2 separate regions of the Homo sapiens genome follow, and region 2 is linked to region 1. Evidence: chromatin loops called from intact Hi-C (ENCODE). Cell type or tissue: CD4-positive, alpha-beta T cell. All regions are shown on one strand. Each heading gives the region's core, and the rest is flanking DNA. Links, peaks and the distances in the headings are about the cores only.

Region 1 (9,833 bases), core at 2,622-5,121:
GCTGGGATTACAGGAGTGAGCCACTGCACCCGGCTAGTCCTAATACATATGTTAAATACAAGGAGTGAAACTTAATGACATTTAGCTCAGGTGGCTTCCACAGAAAAAAGAATAGGGAGCATCTACCCCCATTGTCCAGTCTGTGTCTTCCAGAAAAAGATATTTAAAAAAGAGAAAAAAAGAGCAAAACCCCAAAGGTAAAAGAGAATGAGCAGAAATTTAAAAAGAAGGGAGGAAGATGGCCAGGCGCGGGGGCTCACGCCTGCAATCCCAGCACTTCGGGAGGCCGAGGCAGCAAGATCACCTGAGGTCAGGAGTTCAAGACCAGCGTGGCCAACATAGTGAAACCCCATCTCTACTAAAAATACAAAAATTAGCTGGGCGTAGTGGCACGTGCCTGTAATTCCAGCTACTTGGGAGGCTGAGGCAGGAGAATCACTTGAACCCAGGAGGTGGAGGTTGCAGTGAGCTGAGATCACGCCACTGCACTGCAGCCTGGGTGACACTGTCTCAAAAAAAGAAAAAAATCTTTTACTGTGATGGAAGATGTATTGGTTTCTCTTCCTTTTGTCTTTTTGGTTTTGGATTTTGTGTTCGTTTGCAGCGCATCTCCGTGACATACACTTGCTGATGCTGACCTGAGATGGAATTAATATCTGTTTGTTGCTGAGATGGAATTAATATCTGTTTGTTGCTTTGCTTCTTTTCAGTGGGTTGTTTTTTCCGTTTCCATCTCTGGCTAGTCTTGAAGGCTAGACTTGCGTAGGAGAGCAGACACGAGGACATGAGCCAGTTCTGCTGAGCTGTTACTGTGTAAGGAGCAGGGAGCGCTGGAGGGTGGTTGAACCGTGTCCAGCCAGGAGTTGAGTGGGCGGTGGGCTGGTCACCATGGTTACCGCAGTGGGCCACTAGCTTCACAATTCCGTAGCATCGCTTTGTGCTGCGAATGGGACCTTCCGCTCTTGATCCCCTCCTTGTGTTGACGGCTGCTGCTTGCATCTCCAGGCCTGTGGGTGGAGGGGTTCTCTTTGTCTTCTCAGTCCAGGGTGGGCCCTGGGTCTCTGAGTCACAGTGATCCTGTCCCTCCCCTCGTGTCAGGAGACCTTTAAGCCTGAGCCCAGGATATATTCCTGTCCCTGGTTCAAGGAGGAAGGCACAAGGTCTTGCCTGTGTTCTGGTGGCAACAGGGTTGACTGCCATTCCCCTGGCAGCTTGAGGCTTTTGTTCCTCAGAAGAGAAAGTTCGGGAGGGGGCTTCGCATGTTTCCCTCCACGGCAGCCGCATCCCTCCTCCAGACCTTCACTCCCAAGGAAGTCTCTCTGGTCTTCTGCCCAGCCCCGATCTTTCTCGTGAGCACCCAGAGAGCATTTGTATTAATCAGTTTATTTTTATGTTTGTTTTTTTTGATATGGAATCTCGCTCTTACCCAGGCTGGAGTGCAGTGGTGTGATCTCGGCTCACTGCAGCCTCCACCCCCTGGGTTCAAGCAATTCTCCTGCCTCAGTCTCCTGAGTAGCTGGGATTACAGGCATGCACCACCACACCCAGCTAATTTTGGTATTTTTAGTAGAGACAGGGTTTTGCCATGTTAGCCAGGCTGGTCTCGAACTCCTGACCTCAAGTGATCCACTCACCTTGGCCTCCCAAAGTGCTGGGATTACAGGCTTGAGCCACTGTGCCTGGCCCAGAATTTTTTCTTTATAGATGTATGTTTACAAACTTATTACATGTGCTGTAGTTTGTAGTCGATGTATACAGACAAGAAACAGGCCAGGCACAGTGATGCATGCTTGTAATCCCAGCACTTTGGGAGGCCAAGGCGGGAGGATCTCTTGAGGCCAGGAGTTCGAGACCAGCCTGAGCAACATAGCGGGACCCTGACTCTACAAAAAGCATATATATATATATATGTTTTGAGTTTTTAGACGGAGTCTCACTCTGTTGCCCAGGCTGGAGTATAGTGGCGCAATCACAGCTCACTGCCACCTCCACCTCCGAGGCTCAAGCGATTCTCCTGCCTCAGCCTCCCAAGTAGCTAGGATTACAGGGACAAGTCACAGGAAGCCAAGATTGTGCCGTACCACTGCACTCTAGCCTGGGCAACAGAGCCAGACCCCATCCCCCAAAAAGTTTTCTTATCATTTTTTGGGGGGATGCAAGCTCGCTTTGTTGCCCAGGCTGGAGTGCAGTGGTACAGCACAATCTCGGCTCCCTGTGATCTCTGCCTCCCAAGTTCAAGAGATTCTCCTGCCTCAGCCTCTTGAGTAGCTGGGATTACAGGCATGTGCCACCACACCTGGCTGATTTTTGTATTTTAGTAGAGATGGGGTTTCACCATATTGGCCAAGCGGGTCTTGAACTCCTGACCTTAGGTGATGCACCTGCCTCGGCCTCCCAAAGTGTGGTGATTACAGGCGTGAGCCTCTGCATCTGGCCTGTTTCTTCAGAATAGATTTCTAATAATTACATTTTTGGGTAATGGGTGGGGATTGTAGTAAATTGCACATTGGTTACTGAGACATAGATACACATATTCATTAAGAAAAACTCCAGTCAGTCGTGGTGGTTCACCCCTGTAATCCCAAGGTTTTGGGAGGCTGAGATGGGCAGATTGCTTGAACCCAGGAGTTTGAGACCAGCCTGTGCAATACAGTGAGACCGCCTTCTCTACCAAAAAATTTAAAAATTAGCTGGGCGTGTGACACACCTATAGTCCCAGCTTCTCGGGAGGCTGAGGTGGGAGGATCGCTGGAGCCTGGGAGTCCAGGGCTGCATTGAGTTCTGATTGCATCGCTGCATTCCAGCCTGGGTGACAGAGTGAAACCCTGTCTCAAAAAACAAAACAAAAATCCAAGTCAGGCCTCATGAGATTGAGTCCCTATGACATTTCCAAGGTGAGGGCTTTGCTCTGATAATGGGGATCCTTCAGAGAAGGCTTTCTCCCACCTGTGCCCGCGAGGCGGGGGGTGGGGGTGGTCTCAGCAGTTGATCGGGAGCCCACGGGCAAGCGTGGCCTCTCATATCCTCTCTCCCCACTCTGATGTCTGCCTTCACAGATACCTGCTTTCCCACAACAGCAAGGAAGAACCATGGCCCAGGTGAGTGTGGCATTTCTTTCTACTGCACTTTTTCAGCAGGGATTTTGGATGCTCATAAGAACATGACTAATAAAGGCTGGGTGTGGTGGCTCACACTGGTAATCCCAGCACTGTGGGAAGCCAAAGCGGGTGGATCACTTGAGGTCAGGAGTTTGAGACCAACCTGGCCAATGTGGTGAAACCTTGTCTCTACTAAAAATACAAAATTAGATGGGTGTGGTGGTGGGTGCCTGTAATCCCAGCTACTTGGGAGGCTGAGGCAGGAGAACCACTTGAACCTGGGAGGTGGAGATTGCAGTGAGCTGAGATCATACCACTGCACTTCAGCCTGGGTGACAGAGTGAGACTCTGTCTCAAAAAAAAAAAAAAAATCTGATAAAATGCAAACAGAAGTCAGGATCAGTGAAAACAGGAAGAGAATGGAAGGTCACGGCTGTGGGAAGGACAGGGTGGAGAGACTGTAGAGGCTGCTGCAGTTGTGAGATGCCTTGTAAATTCTTTTTTGAGACAGAGTCTGGCTCTATCATCTAGGCTGGAGTGCAGTGGCATAATCTCGGCCCACTGCAACCTCTGCCTCCTGGGTTCAAGCAATTCTCCTGCCTCAGCCTCCTTACAGGCACCTGCTTACAGGCACCTGCTACCACACACAGCTAATTTTTGTATTTTTAGTAAAGATGAGGTTTCACCACGTTGGCCAGGCTGGTCTCAAACTCCTGGCTTCAAGTGATCTGCCCACCTCGGCCTCCCAAAGTACTGGGATTACAGGCGTGAGCCACTGTGCCCAGCCCGATGCCTTGTAAATTTATATCTGACATTCCTGTCACTTAAAAAAGGCAGGCAGATTCCATCTAATATATGACTTGTGTTGTCTGTTTTGGACAACCGTGTCTAATTCTCGGGGGGAATACAGCTCTTTCAAGATTTAAAGATGTATTTGATCTTTGTATGTAAGATGTGGCAGACCCGTTCCTCAATAACAACCACCTTGAAAGAAACACAACAGGAAATCTCTTGTGACTTTTCTTCCTCTCTGTATAAACAGCAGATATTATGCCAAAGCAGCCGTCTGTGATTCTGGTTGTTTGGGGATGCCGAACACTCAGGTCTACAGAGACAGCCTTGTGTGGTGCCAAGTGACCTGGATGTAACACTGCATTATCTAGAGGAACGAATGAATGAACTGCGTGTTCTTGAAACAGCCTGCCATGTGTACCGCCACACCACCCTGAACGTGCCTGATCTTGTCTGAAATTGCTTGCCATAATGGGTTTTATTTTTTTAATTAAAAAATTTTTTTGAGATGGAGTCTTGCTCTGTCGCCCAGGCTGGAGTGCAGTGGCACTATCTTGGTTCACTGCAATCTCTGCCTCCCGGGTTCAAGTGATTCTCCTGCCTCAGCCTCCGGAGTAGCTGGGAATATAGGCATGTGCCACCATGCCCGACTAATTTTTGTATTTTTAGAGATGGAGTTTCATCATATTAGCCAAGCTGGTCTCGAACTCCTGACCTCAGGTGATCCGCCCACTTGGCTGTTAGCTCTCTTTGCATGTGAGTGACATCAGTGTTTTCCATCAGCCTGGAAGCATTCTCCTCCTCCTGCTCTGAACCCCGGGTTCTAGGAATGTGTGAGTGTGGAGTGCACTGGTTAGAAGTTCTAATCCTTGAAGTTGGAAGAGCCAGAAATCCAACTAGAAGTAGGTTAGGATTAAAAAAAAAAAAAGTAATTCTAGAACTTTGGGAAGGTGAGGCAGGAGGATTGCTTGAGGCCAGGAGTTCAAGACCAGCCTGGGTAATGTGGCAAGAGCCCATCTCTACAAAAAATAGAAAAATTATCCAGGTGTAGTGGCACATGCCTGTACTCCCAGCTGCAGGGGAGGCTAAGGTGGGAGGATCACTTGAGCCTAGGAGGTCCAGGCTGCAATGAGCTGTGATCGTGCCTTTGGACTCTAGCCTGGGCAACAGAGGGAGAGCCTGTCTCAAAAAAAAAAAAAAAAAAAATCTATAAGGCAGCATGCGAGTCCTGGGAAGAGCAGGTGTGCAGTCAGGCTCCAGAGGCATCCGGCAAACCAGGTATCGCCAGGAATCTTTCTTCCCTGGTCTGTGCTTCTGTGACTTTTTTTTTTTTTTTTTTTTTGAGACGGAGTCGCGCTCTGTTGCCCAGGCTGGAGTGCAGCGGCGCAATCTCAGCTCACTGCAAGCTCCCCCTCCCGGGTTCACACCATTCTCCTGCCTCAGCCTCCCCAGTAGCTGGGACTATAGGCACCCGCCACCACGCCTGGCTAATTTTTTCTATTTTTAGTAGAGATGGGGTTTCATCATGTTAGCCAGGATGGTCTCAATCTCCTGACCTTGTGATCCGCTCACCTCAGCCTCCCAAAGTGCTGGGATTACAGGCATGAGCCACTGCACCCGGCGCTTCTGTGACTTTCTTCTCATGCTGACTTTGTCAGTGTGCCCAGAAATAGTGTAGCCCCAGCTCCTCTCCTCACAGCTGCAAGTTCTGCCACGGTGAGGGACTGAATCTCCCTTCAGTGATCCAATTTTGAAAGCTTTTCGGGGAGGATTCTGTTGGTCCAGCCTAGCTCAGGTGTATTAGGCCCTCTGACCAGGCAGCTGTGCACAGGGGCAGGAAGGGGCTGGTCCCAGAGGAAGATGAGGCCTCGTGAACATTACCACTGTCCACTCCAGGAAGGAAAACGTTCACAGAGCCTGGGTTTCTTTGTGCTTTGTGAAGCCAGGGATGTCTAGGTGTTTCACACCAGAAATGTCTCAGAGCAGTAGGAGAGGCTACAACAAGGTGGCGAGCCACACCCACCCTGTCTGTGAAGCTGGAGGTTTCCCTTGTTGTCTTTGTCGGAAGCCACTGTTTTTTGTTTTTTGTTTTTTGGAGAGTGAGTCTCGCTGTGTCACTCAGGCTGGAGTGCAGTGGCGCGATCTCAGCTCCCTGCAACCTCTGCCTCCCGGGTTCACGTCATGCTCCTGCCTCAGCCTCCTGAAAAGCTGGGAGTACAGGCGCCCGCCACCACGCCCAGCTAACTTTTTTGTATTTTTAGTAGAGATGGGGTTTCACCGTGTTAGCCAGGATGGTCTGGATCTTCTGACCTCGTGATCCACCCGCCTCGGCCTCCCAAAGTGCTGGGAGTACAGGCGTGAGCCACCGCGCCCGGCCAGAAGCCACTGTTTTGTAGAAAGCCGAGTCCCACTGGGAATGACTCCCTGTTAGGGGAATCTGTACTAAAGATGACAATGACTGGGTTAAATGCTGTCTGTCCAGCACTCCGTGGTCTCTCTGCTTTTCATATGTTATATCATGAATAAACCCATGAGAGGCATATCTATAGAAATTATATATTTACATGGAAATTTTATGTTTATATAGAAATTAGATATGAATAAATTACATAGAAATTAAGACATTATGTAGACATTGTATGTGTATGTATAAAAACTACATAGACTGTCTATATATATACTAGACATGTATGTAAACTACATAGACTATATATATATATATATATATATATATATATATAATGTATATACATATACATACACTACATAGACTCGTGATAGCTCACGCTTGTAATTCCAGAACTTTGGGAGGCTGAGGTAGGCGGACCACCTGAGGTCAGGAGTTCGAGACCAGCCTGGCCACATGGTGAAACCCGTTTCTACTAAAAATACATAAATTAGCTGGGTGTGTGCCTGTAATCTGAGGTACTCAGGTGGCTGAGGCAGGAGAATCACTTGAACCCAGGAGGCGGAGGTTGCAGTGAGCCGATATTGTACATTGCACTCCAGCCTGGGCAACACAGTGAGACCCTATCTCAAAAAAAAAGTCACTGGCTTCAGCAGCCTTTAGCCCTTGGTCATAAGTTTTTCTAGAGATCAGAGTGTGGTCTGGAAGAGAACCCAGGCTCTGTAGGGTGATTGGGGCTCTGGGCTTCTTTGTGGATTGCCTCTCCCCACTCCCACATAGCTCCCGGTCCCTGCTGCTGCCCCCGGGCTGTGCCCTGCTTGTTGCCCCTCCTCTGCACGCGCTTGTCTCACCACTGGGGACAATTTGGGTCGCCCATTTGCCTATGAACATCCGTCATCACCCCAGCAGCATGTGTCCAGGGGGCCCACCACAGCTCTTTATACCCAGCATCCCCCCTTGACCTCTGCCACAGTGATGAAAGCCCCCCGACTCTCACATACTTTTTTTTTTTTTTTTTTTTTTTTTTTTGAGACAGACTCTTGCTCTGTCACCCAGGCTGGAGTGCAGTGGCACGATCTCGGCTCACTGTAAGCTCCGCCTCCTGGGTTCAAGTGTTTCTCCTGCCTCCCGAGTAGCTGGGATTACAGGTGCCTGGCACCATGCCCAGCTAATTTTTTTTTTTTTTGTATGTTTAGTAGAGATGGGGTTTTACCATGTTGGCCAGGCTGGTCTTGAACTCTTGCCCTCAAGTGATCCACCTGCCTCGGCTTCCCAAAGTGCTGGGATTACAGACGTGAGCCACCCTGTCTGATCTCCTTCAAATTATTTAAACTTTGATTAAACAACATAGTGAGACCCCAACTCTACAAAAAATTTAAATAAAACCAGCTGGCCTATGCCTGTAATCCCAGCTACTCGGGAGGCTGAGGCGAGAGGATCACTTAAACCCAGGAGGTAGAGGCTGCAGCGAGCCATGATCACACCACTGCACTCCAGCCTGGACAGAGAGAGACCCTGTCCCAAAAAGAGAAGATCTAAGGCCAGGGGCAGTGGCTCACACCTGTAATCCCAGCACTTTGGGAGGCTGAGACAGGTGGATCACCTGAGGTCAGGAGTTCGAGACCAGCCTGACCAACGTGGAGAAACCCTGTCTCTACTAAAAATACAAAATTAGCCAGGTGTGGTGGCACAAGCCTGTAATCCCAGCTACTCAGGAGGCTGAGGCAAGAGAATTGCTTGAACCCAGCAGGCAGAGGTTGCGGTGAGCCAAGGTGGCACCATTGCACTCCAGCCTGCGTGACAAGAGTGGAACACCCTCTCCAAAATAGAAAATCTCTCTTTCTCTCTATATATATCTCTATATAATATATAAATAGATAATATCTATATGTTATATATATATTTTATATACATCCTCATATTTTCTAATAGGTATAAATTGAAGATGTTTAAATGGGGGTCTTTAATTCATTGAGAGAGGGGATGGGATGGGTGAAGGAGGCCAAGCCCTGTTCTGCATCTGTGGAACCCCTTCTCTGCATTTCTCTTGCTGTTTTAATTTTGAGCACTAGCTTACATTGAGGATTAGAATCATGTGATAATTTAGCTCCTGCTATCCTCCCTTCCGGTGGCTCCCACCTTTTTTCCACATCAGATCATCTGTAGTTCCCCTCCGTAAATACCGTGAGGTGGGAGTCTGCATTTCCTACAGGGAAAAAAAAAATCACTTCTACCCGTGGCTGGTACGCTCTCTCCCTCTCCCACACACGCCTTACACCCGGCATTTTCATTCTCTTTGTAGTTTCTACGAGACTTTTCTGTGCCTCCTTTGCCCATGCCAGGCCTCTTGCTAGGAATATCCTTCAGACATCAGATCATTCTGTTTATCTTTCGTGATTCTACTCCCCTGTGATCTCCTAGGAAGCTTCACTTGACAGTACGTTGGATCTGGCTGCTGTCTTCCTCGTGCCCATTCTGTATGTAACTACATGTCTACCACCGCCTATAGTGTAATCTTACGGTACAGCTGTCTTCCTGTGTTCATCTGGCAGCAACACTCCTAACTACCTTCAGAACAGGAACAATTTTGTGTTCAGCCCTCGACCCCAAGCGCCTGGTAGAACACCAGCAGTGTGCGAGGTCCCTGAAAGACACTTGATCATTGAAGGAATGAATGGAGATCCAGTAGTGAGATTTATTTATTTATTTTTGAGATGGAGTCTCACTCTGTTGTACAGCCTGGGGTGCAAGGGCGGGATCTCAGCTCACTGCAAGCTACGCCTCCTGGGTTGAAGCAATTCTCCTGCCTGAGCCTCCCTGGTAGCTGGGATTACAGGCACCCACCAGCACGTCCATCTAATATATTTTTTGTAGAGATGGGGTTTCACCATGTTGGCCACGCTGGTCTCAAACTCCTAACCTCAAGCAATCCACCTGTCTCAGCCCCTCAAAGTGCTGGGATTACAGGCGTGAGCCACTGCACCCGGTTGATATTTTTTCTAACAATTTTTTTTTTCTCTTCCACAAAGTGTAGTACAAAGTTAGGGGTGTGCTCAGCTTTCTATGTAACCTAATATGGGGAAAGCTGACCTCGGAAGGGGGTAAGATCAATCTCCTCTACGCCTTTGCCATGGTACCCAGTGCCAACCACTCCACATTAATCAGCCATGTGCTGTTCCAGGGGTCACTGTCATTCGGGGACGTGGCTGTGGGCTTCACCCGGAAAGAGTGGCAGCAGCTGGACCTGGAGCAGAGGACCCTGTACCAGGATGTGATGCTGGAGAACTACAGCCACCTGCTCTCTGTGGGTGAGGAAGACTTCCCCGTGGTCCTCGGGTTACATGAACTCTTTTTCTTAGTTGTATAAAACTGGGAAACTGCTCACGCACTGAAAGTGCTAAGCTGGGCATGGTGGCTCATGCCTGTGATCCCAGCACTTCAGGAGGCCGAGGTGGGAGGATTGCTTGAGCCACAGGTGCAAGACCCGATCTATACAAACGAAAAATAAAAAATTAGCCAGGCATGGTGGCATGTGC
Region 2 (9,833 bases), core at 2,996-5,495, 700 kb before region 1:
TATAGATCGGGTCTTGCACCTGTAGCTCAAGCAATCCTCCCACCTCGGCCTCCTAAAGTGCTGGGATCACAGGCATGAGCCACCATGCCCAGCTTAGCCCTTTTAGTGCGTGAGCAGTTTCCCAGTTTTATACAACTAAGAAAAAGAGTTCATGTAACCCGAGGACCACGGGGAAGTCTTCCTCACCCACAGAGAGCAGGTGGCTGTAGATCTCCAGCATCACATCCTGGTACAGGGTCCTCTGCTCCAGGTCCAGCTGCTGCCACTCTTTCCGGGTGAAGCCCACAGCCACGTCCCCGAATGACAGTGACCCCTGGAACAGCACATGGCTGATTAATGTGGAGTGGTTGGCACTGGGTACCATGGCAAAGGCGTAGAGGAGATTGATCTTAAACCTTCCGACGTCAGCTTTCCCCATATTAGGTTACATAGGAAGCTGAGCACACCCCTAACTTTGTACTACACTTTGTGGAAGAGAAAAAAATAATCATTAGAAAAAAAATCTCGACTGGGTGCAGTGGCTCACGCCTGTAATCCCAGCACTTTGAGGGGCTGAAACGGGTGGATTGCTTGAGGTTAGGAGTTTGAGACCAGCCTGGCCAACATAGTCAAATCCCATCTCTACAAAAAATATATTAGATGGATATGCTGGTGGGTGCCTATAATCCCAGCTACCAGGGAGGCTCAGGCAGGAGAATTTGTTCAACCCAGGAGGCGTACGTTGCAGTGAGCCGAGATCCCGCCCTTGCACTCCAGGCTAGACAACAGAGTAAGACTCCATCTTAAAAAAAAAAAAAAAAAAAAAGCATGTGAGGGTTGGGGGGCTTTCGTCACTGTGGCAGAGGTCAAGGGGGGATGCTGGGTAGAAAGAGCTGCAGTGGGTCCCCCGGACACATGCTGCTGGAGTGGTGAGGGATGTTCATAGGCAAATGGGTGACCCAAAGTGTCCCCAATGGTGAGACAAGCGCGTGCAGAGGAGGGGCAGGAAGCAGGGCACAGCCCAGGGGCAGCAGCAGGGACCGGGAGCTATGTGGGAGTGGGGAGAGGCAATCCACAAAGAAGCCCAGAGCTCTGATCACCCTACGGACCCTGGGTTCTCTTCCAGACCACACTCTGATCTCTAGAAAACTTATGACCAAGGGCTAAAGGCTGCTGAAGCCAGTGACTTGTTTTTTTGAGATAGGGTCTCACTGTGTTGCCCAGGCTGGAGTGCAATGTGCAATATCAGCTCACTGCAACCTCCGCCTCCTGGGTTCAAGTGATTCTCCTGCCTCAGCCGCCCAAGTAGCTGGGATTACAGGCACACGCCCAGCTAATTTATGTATTTTTAGTAGAGACAGGGTTTCACCATGAGGCCAGGCTGGTCTCGAACTCCCGACCTCAGGTGGTCCAGCTACCTCAGCCTCCCAAAGTGCTGGGATTACAGGTGTGAGCTATCATGCCTGGCGTCTACGTAGTGTAGTATATGTATATACATTACATATATATATATATATATATATATATATATATATAATCAATGTAGTTTACATACATGTATATATATATACAATGTCTACATAGTTTTTATACATACACATACAATGTCTACATAGTTAATTCATGTCTTTGTAATTTCTATGTAATTTATTCATACATAATTTCTATATAAATATATAATTTCCATGTAAATATGTAATTTCTATAGATATGCCTCTTATGGGTTTATTCATGAAATAACATATGAAAAGCACAGAGACCACAAAAGTGCTGGACAGACAGCGTTTAACGCGGTCATTGTCATCTTCAGTACACAGACTGCCCTAACACAGAGTCACTCCCAGTGGGATTTGCCTTCCTACAGTGGCTTCTGGCTGGGCACGGTGGCTCATGCCTGTAATCCTAGCACTTTGGGAGGCTGAGGCGGGCAGATCACGAGGTCAGGAGATCGAGACCATCCTGGCTAACATAGTGAAACCCAGTCTCTACTAAAAATACAAAAAAGTTAGCCAGGCATGGTGGCAGGCGCCTGTAGTCCCAGCTACTCGGGAGGCTGAGGCAGGAGAATGGCATGAACCCAGGAGGCAGAGGTTGCAGTGAGCCGAGATCGCGCCACTGCACTCCAGCCTGGGCGACAGAGCAAGACTCCATCTCAGAAAAAAAAAAAAAAAAAAAAACCAACAGTGGCTTCCAAGAAAGACAACAAGCGAAACCTCCAGCTTCACCCACAGGGCGGGTGTGGCTCGCCACCTTGTTCTAGCCTCTCCTACTGCTCTGAGACATTTCTGGTGTGAAACACCTAGACATCCCTGGCTTCACAAAGCACAAAGAAACCCAGGCTCTGTGAACGTTTTCCTTCCTGGAGTGGACAGTGGTAATGTTCACGAGGCCTCATCTTCCTCTGGGACCAGGCCCTTCCTGCCCCTGTGCACAGCTGCCTGGACAGAGGGCCTAATACACCTGAGCTAGGCTGGACCAACAGAATCCTCCCCGAAAAGCTTTCAAAATTGGATCAGTGAAGGGAGATTCAGTCCCTCACAGCGGCAGAACTTGCAGCTGGGAGGAGAGGAGCTGGGGCTACGCTATTTCTGGCCACATAGAGTCAGCATGAGAAGAAAGTCACAGAAGTGCCGGGTGCAGTGGCTCACGCCTGTAATCCCAGCACTTTGGGAGGCCGAGGAGGGTGGACATGAGGTCAGGAGATCGAGACCATCCTGGCTAACATGGTGAAACCCCGTCTCCACTAAAAATACAAAAAATTAGCCAGGCATGGTGGCGGGCACCTGTAGTCCCAGCTACTGGGGAGGCTGAGGCAGGAAAATGGCGTGAACCCGGGAGGGGGAGCTTGCAGTGAGCTGAGATTGCGCCAGTGCACTCCAGCTTGGGTGACAGAGTGAGACTCCATCTCAAAAAAAAAAAAGAAAAAGTCACAGAGGCAGAGAACAGGGAACAAAGATTCCTGGCGATACCTGGTTTGCCAGATGCCTCTGGAGCCTGACTGCACACCTGCTCTTCCCAGGACTCGCATGCTGCCTTATAGATTTTTTTTTTTTTTTTTTTTTGAGACAGGCTCTCCCCTCTGTTGCCCAGGCTGGAGTCCAAAGGCACGATCACAGCTCATTGCAGCCTCGACCTCCTAGGCTCAAGTGATCCTCCCACCTTAGCCTCCCGTGCAGCTGGGAGTACAAGCATGTGCCACCACGCCTGGCTAATTTTTGTATTTTTTGTAGAGATGGGGTCTTGCCACATTACCCAGGCTGGTCTTGAACTCCTGGCCTCAAGCAATCCTCCTGCCTCAGCTTCCCAAAGTTCTAGAATTACTTTTTTTTTTTAAATCCTAACCTACTTCTAGTTGGATTTCTGGCTTTTCCAACTTCAAGGATTAGAACTTCTAACCAGTGCAGTCCACACTCACACATTCCTAGAACCCGGGGTGAAGAGCAGGAGGAGGAGAATGCTTCCAGGCTGATGGAAAACACTGATGTCACTCACATGCAAAGAGAGCTAACAGCCAAGTGGGCGGATCACCTGAGGTCAGGAGTTCGAGACCAGCCTGGCTAATATGATGAAACTCCATCTCTAAAAATACAAAAATTAGTCGGGCGTGGTGGCACATGCCTATATTCCCAGCTACTTGGGAGGCTGAGGCAGGAGAATCACTTGAACCCAGGAGGTGGAAGTTGCAGTGAGCCAAGATCGTGCCATTGCACTCCAGCCTGAGCAACAGAGCCAGACTCCATCTCAAAAAAATTTTTTTTAATTAAAAAAACCCATTATGGCAAGCAATTTCAGATGAGATCAGGCACGTTCAGGGTGGTGTGGCGGTAGACATGGCAGGCTGTTTCAAGAACACGCAGTTCATTCATTCGTTCCTCTAGATAATGCAGTGTTACATCCAGGTCACTTGGCACCGCACAAGGCTGTCTCTGTAGACCTGAGTGTTCGGCATCCCCAAACAACCAGAATCACAGACGGCTGCTTTGGCATAATATCTGCTGTTTATACAGAGAGGAAGAAAAGTCACAAGAGATTTCCTGTTGTGTTTCTTTCAAGATGGTTGTTATTGAGGAACGGGCCTGCTACATCTTGCATACAAAGATCAAATATATCTTTAAATGCCCTAAAGAGCTGTATTTCCCCTGAGAAGTAGACACGGTTGTCCAAAACAGACAACACAAGTCATACATTAGATGGAATCTGCCTGCGTTTTTAAAGTGACAGAAATGTCAGATATAAATTTACAAGGCATCGGGCTGGGCATGGTGGCTCATGCCTGTAATCCCAGTACTTTGGGAGGCCGAAGTGCGCGGATCACTTGAGGCCAGGAGTTCGAGACCAGCCTGGCCAACGTGGTGAAACCCTGTCTTCACTAAAAATACAAAAATTAGCTGTGTGTGGTGGCAAGTGCCTGTAAGGAGGCTGAGGCAGGAGAATCGCTTGAACCCAGGAGGCAGAGGTTGCAGTGAGCCAAGATTATGCCACTGTATTCCAGCCTGGGTGACAGAGCAAGACTCCGTCTCAAAAAAAAAAAAAATTTATAAGGCATCTCATAACTGCGGCAGCCTCTACAGTCTCTCCACCCTGCCCTTCCCACAACCTTGATCTTCCATTCTCTTCCTGTTTTCACCGATCCTGATTTCCGTTTGTATTTTGTTTTATCGGATACCCTTTTTTTTTTTTTTTTAAGACAGAGTCTCACTCTGTCACCCAGGCTGCAGTGCAATGGCACGATCTCAGCTCACTGCAACCTCTACCTCCTGGGTTCAAGTGATTCCCCTGCCTCAGCCTCCTGAGTAGCTGGGATTACAGGCTCGTGCCACCACACCTGTCTAATTTTGTATTTTTAGTAGAGACAGGGTTTCACCATGTTGGCCAGGCTGGTCTTGAACTCCTGACCTCAGGTGATCCGCCTACTTTGGCCTCCCACAGTGCTGGGATTACCAGCGTGAGCCACCACGCCCAGCCTTTATCAGTCATGTTCTTATGAGCATCCGAAATCCCTGCTAAAAAGGGCAGTAGAAAGAAATGCCACACTCACCTGGGCCATAGTTCTTCTTCTCTATTCTGGAAAAGCAGACACCTGTGAAGGCAGACATCAGGGTGGGGAGAGAGGATATGAGAGGCCACGCTTGCCCTTGGGCTCCCAATCAACTGCTGGGACCACCCCCGCCCTCTCCCAGGCGCAGGTGGGAGAAAACCTCCTCTGAAGGGTCCCCATTATCAAAGCAAAGCCCTCACCTTACAAATGTCATAGAGACTCAATCTTGTGAGGCCTTACTTGGATTTTTGTTTTGTTTTTTGAAATGGGGTTTCACTCTGTCGCCCAGGCTGGAACACAGTGATGCAATCACGACTCAATGCAGCCCTGGACTCCCAGGTTCCAGCGATCCTCCCACCCCAGCCTCCAGAGAAGCTGGGACTATAGGTGTGTCACATGCCCAGCTAATATATATATATATATATATATATTTTTTTTTTTTTTTTTTTGAGACAAGAGTCTTGCTCTTTCGCCCAGGCCGGACTGCAGTGACGCTATCTCGGCTCACTGCAAGCTCCGCCTCCCGGGTTCACGCCATTCTCCTGCCTCAGCCTCCCGAGTAGCTGGTACTACAAGCGTGCACCACCATGCTTGAATAATTTTTTGTATTTTTAGTAGAGACGGGGTTTCACCGTGTTAGCCAGGATGGTCTCGATCTCCTGACCTCGTGATCTGCCCTCCTCGGCCTCCCAAAGTGCTGGGATTACAAGCGTAAGTCACTGCGCCCAGCCATGCCCAGCTAATTTTTAAATTTTTTGGTAGAGACAGGGTCTCACTGTATTGCCCAGGCTGGTCTCAAACTCCTGGGTTCAAGCAATCTGCCTGCCTCAGCCTCCCAAAACCTTGGGATTACAGGGGTGAACCACCACGACTGACTGAAGTTTTTCTTAATGAGTATGTGCATCTGTGTCTCAGTAACCAATGTGCAATTTACTACAATCCCCACCCATTACCCAAAAATGTAATTACTAGAAATTTATTCTGAAGAAACAGGCCGGACACAGAGGCTCACGCCTGTAATCACCACACTTTGGGAGGCCGAGGCAGGTGCATCACCTGAGGTCAGGAGTTCAAGATCAGCTTGGCCAATATGGTGAAACCCCATCTCTACTAAAAATACAAATATCAGCCGGGTGTGGTGGCATGTGCCTGTAATCCCAGCTACTCAAGAGGCTGAGGCAGGAGAATCTCTTGAACTTGGGAGGCAGAGGTTGCAGGGAGCCAAGATTGCACCATACCACTGCACTCCAGCCTGGGCGACACAGCAAGACTCCATCCCCCTCAAAAAATTATAAGAAAACTTTTTTGAGGGGATAGGGTCTTGCTGTTGCCCAGACTGGAGTGCAGTGGCGTAATCTCGGCTTCCTGCGACCTGTGCCTCCTGGGTTCAAGTGATTCTCATGCCTCAGCCTCCCACATATCTGGGATTACAGGCACACACCAGCAAGCCTGGCTAATTTTTTGTATTTTTACTAGAGATGGGGTTTCACCATGTTGGCCAGGCTGGTCTCCAACTCCTGACCTCAGGTGATCCACCCACCTCAGCCTCCCAAAGTGCTGGGATTACAGGCGTAAGCCACCATGCCCGGCCTATTTTTATTTTTTGTAGAGGCCAGGCGCGGTGTTTCACCCCTGTAATCCCAGCTACTTGGGAGGCTGAGGCAGGAGAATCGCTTGAGCCTCTGAGGTGGAGGTGGCAGTGAGCTGTGATCGTACTACTGTTCTCCAGCCTGGGCAACAGAGTGAGACTCCGTCTAAAAAACCAAAACATATATATATGCTTTTTGTAGAGTCAGGGTCCCGCTATGTTGCTCAGGCTGGTCTCGAACTCCTGGCCTCAAGTGATCCTCCCGCCTTGGCCTCCCAAAGTGCTGGGATTACAAGCATGCATCACTGTGCCTGGCCTGTTTCTTGTTTGTATACATCAACTACAAACTACAGCACATGTAATAAGTTTGTAAACATACATCTATAAACAAAAAATTCTGGGCCAGGCACAGTGGCTCAAGCCTGTAATCCCAGCACTTTGGGAGGCGGAGGCGGGTGGATCACTTGAGGTCAGGAGTTCGAGACCAGCCTGACCAACATGGTGAAACCCCATCTCTACTAAAAATACAAAATTAGCCGGGCATGGTGGCGGGCGCCAGTAATCCCAGCTACTTGGGAGGCCGAGGCAGGAGAATCACTTGAACCAGGGAGGCGGAAGTTGCAGTGAGCCAAGATCGAGCCACTGCACTCCAGCCCGGGCAACAAAGAAAAACCCCATCTCAAAAAATAAAATAAAAAAGATTCTGAAGAAAAGACACAGAATATTAACAATGATTATCTTTGCATGGTAGGACTTTTGTTTGGTTGGTTTTGTTTTGGTGTTTTCTCTTCAGATAGGGTCTCGCTCTGTCGCCCAGGCTGGAGTGCAGTGGCACATTCACAGCTCACTGCAACCTCTGCCTCCCGGGCTCAATTGATCCTCCGGCCTCAGCCTCCCAAGTAGCTGGGACTACGACACATACTACCATGCCTGGCTAATTTTTGTATTTTTTGTGGAGACAGGGTTTCACCATGTTGCCCAGGCTGGTCTCGAACTCCTAGGGGCTCAAGTGATCCTCCTGCCTCAGCCACCCAAAGTTGCTGGTATTACAGGCATGAGCCGCCTCACTGGGCGGATTTTTTTCTTAACATATTGATATTTTCTAATTTCTTCAACAAGAAATTGGTGCTGTTTCACATGTAAATATTTCATAACAATATACATGCATTTTACTGGGTTTTCTCCCCATGGGCTCCTATCAAAGTCCTTCCCCTGGTGAAAGGGAAGCCATGGGGAGGGCTGAAGGCAGAGAAGGTGGGACGGGCCAAGTCTTAGCCATGATTGTGGAACAGTGGAAGAAGAGCCTGTCTGGTGCTCGGGGGCCCTGGGTGTGAGTACTGGCTCACCCTCTACTGTGCGTGGCGGTTCTGAATGTCTCTCTCACACCCATTTTGTTTAGTCTTTGACGTGAGAAGGAGAAACAAAAAACTCAGGTTAAGAAAGCAAACTCTGGCCAGGCGTGGTGGCTCACGCCTGTAATCCCAACACTTTGGGAGGCTGAGGCAGGTGGATCACCTGAGGTCAGGAGTTTGAGGCCAGCCTGGCCAACATGGCAAAACCCCATCTTTACCAAAAATACAAAAATTAGCCGGGTGTGGTAGTGGGCGCCTGTAATCCCAGCTACTCGGGAGGTGGAAGCAAGAGAATCGCTTGAACCCAGGAGGCGGAGGTTGCAGAATGCCGAGATCAGTCACTTTAAAAAAAAAAAAAAAAAAAGATTGGCTCCCCCCGCAACCCCCACCCCAAAGAAAGCAAATTCTATGGCTTGACTATAGTGTAGGATCCAGGGACAGTGTGGTCCGGGCTTGTCCTCTGAGCACCAGGGACATGCTCTGGCCCTGAGCCCACAAACTTGTACTCCCTAAAGCAAGAGCCTCTTTCTCCTCCTAGCAAACCTTCCACTCAACTGAAACCTAGATGATCCCTCAACGTGACCACCCAGCAAACCCATGTTTGCTCTGTCCCCCAGCGGGCTGGGACCATTTCAGGCACATGGACCTTGGGTTTTTTTATGGAGTTTTGCTCTTCTTGCCCAGGCTGGAGTGCAGTGGTGCGATCTTGGCTCACTGCAACCTTTGCCTCCTGGGTTCAAGCGATTCTCCAGCCTCAGCCTCCCGAGTAGCTGGGATTATAGGCACCCACTACCACACCCAGGTAATGTTAGTATTTTTAGTAGAGACAGGGTTTTGCCATGTTAGCCAAGTTGGTCTCAAACTCCTGACCTCAGGTGATCTGCCCGCCTCAGCCTCCCAAAGTGCTGGGATTACAGGCATGAGCCACCATGCCCAGCCCCAGGTACATGGACCTTGGGAGCTGCCACCCTCCACGTGACCCTCCGGCTTCAGCCCTAAGCTATGTGAAGAGGTCTCAGAACTGGGGTCTCGCTTTCCAAAGTAGATTCCTGCTCCCCGTTGTCAAGTTCTTCACAGGAATGCTTTTACTCCCAGCATGCCTGGGTCTCGAACACTTGGGCAACTCCACTTGGCTGCCAAGGCTCTGCTCCCCTACTGAGAACTTACCTTCAGGTGGGGACTCAAGCTTCAGCCTCTGAGGTTCTCGGGACCAGGGTAGAAACAAGCTTGCTATGCTGAGAGGAGGGACCCACCTTGCTGACAAAGTCCGATCCTGAGCTTTTGCAAAGACACCAGGAAAACCTGAAATTAAAATGACGCAGGGAGGCTCACATGAAAATATTAGCACACCTGTCATCTCAGTACTTTGGGAGCCTGAGGCAGGACAATTGCTTGAGGCCAGGAGTTCGAGACCAGCCTAGTCAACAAACACCCCACCTCTACAGGGGGAAAAGAAGACATTGGCAGGGTTACCTTTACCGCTGATAGAGAGAAACCAATCTGTGGCAGAAGGGAAAGTCAGAAAGCCTAGAACACGAGACAGAGTCCATGCTCTGTTTCTGGCTTTGAAAATGGAGGGACCGGCTGGGCACGGTGGCTCACGCCTCTAATCCCAGCACTTTGGGAGGCCGAGGTGGGTGCGTCGCCTGAGGTTAGCAGTTGGAGACCAGCCTGGCCAATATGGTGAAACCCTGTCTGTACTAAAAATACAAAAATTAGCCAGGTGTGGTGGCGCACGCCTGTAATCCCAGCTACTAGGGAGGCTGAGGCAGGAGAATCACTGGAACGCGGGACGCAGAGGTTGCAGTGAGCTAAGCTCGCACCACTGCACTCCAGCCTGGGTGACAGAGTGAGATTCTGTCTCAAAAAAAAAAGG

Evidence for each region. Peaks named below come from ENCODE experiments on the same cell type or tissue, not always from the same donor. Only the 100,000 strongest peaks of a DNase experiment are listed, where the experiment ranks them.
Region 2: it touches region 1 in a loop (22-fold over the local background); 3 of 110 quality-filtered maps call a loop at or near these places.

Annotation. Positions count from the first base shown.
Region 1 is chr7:5,830,471-5,840,303 of GRCh38, forward strand. It overlaps the pseudogene ZNF815P. Among named protein-coding and RNA genes, the nearest start is that of OCM, 45 kb to the right of the region's middle. RefSeq lists an enhancer at 950-1,450. In CD4-positive, alpha-beta T cell, for the core only: no CTCF peak of the experiment used is centred there; DNase peaks (open chromatin) are centred at 3,117 and 4,051; H3K4me3 peaks cover 295 bases; H3K27ac peaks cover 2,375 bases.
Region 2 is chr7:5,127,431-5,137,263 of GRCh38, forward strand. It overlaps the pseudogene ZNF890P. Among named protein-coding and RNA genes, the nearest start is that of WIPI2, 58 kb to the right of the region's middle. In CD4-positive, alpha-beta T cell, for the core only: no CTCF peak of the experiment used is centred there; a DNase peak (open chromatin) is centred at 4,091.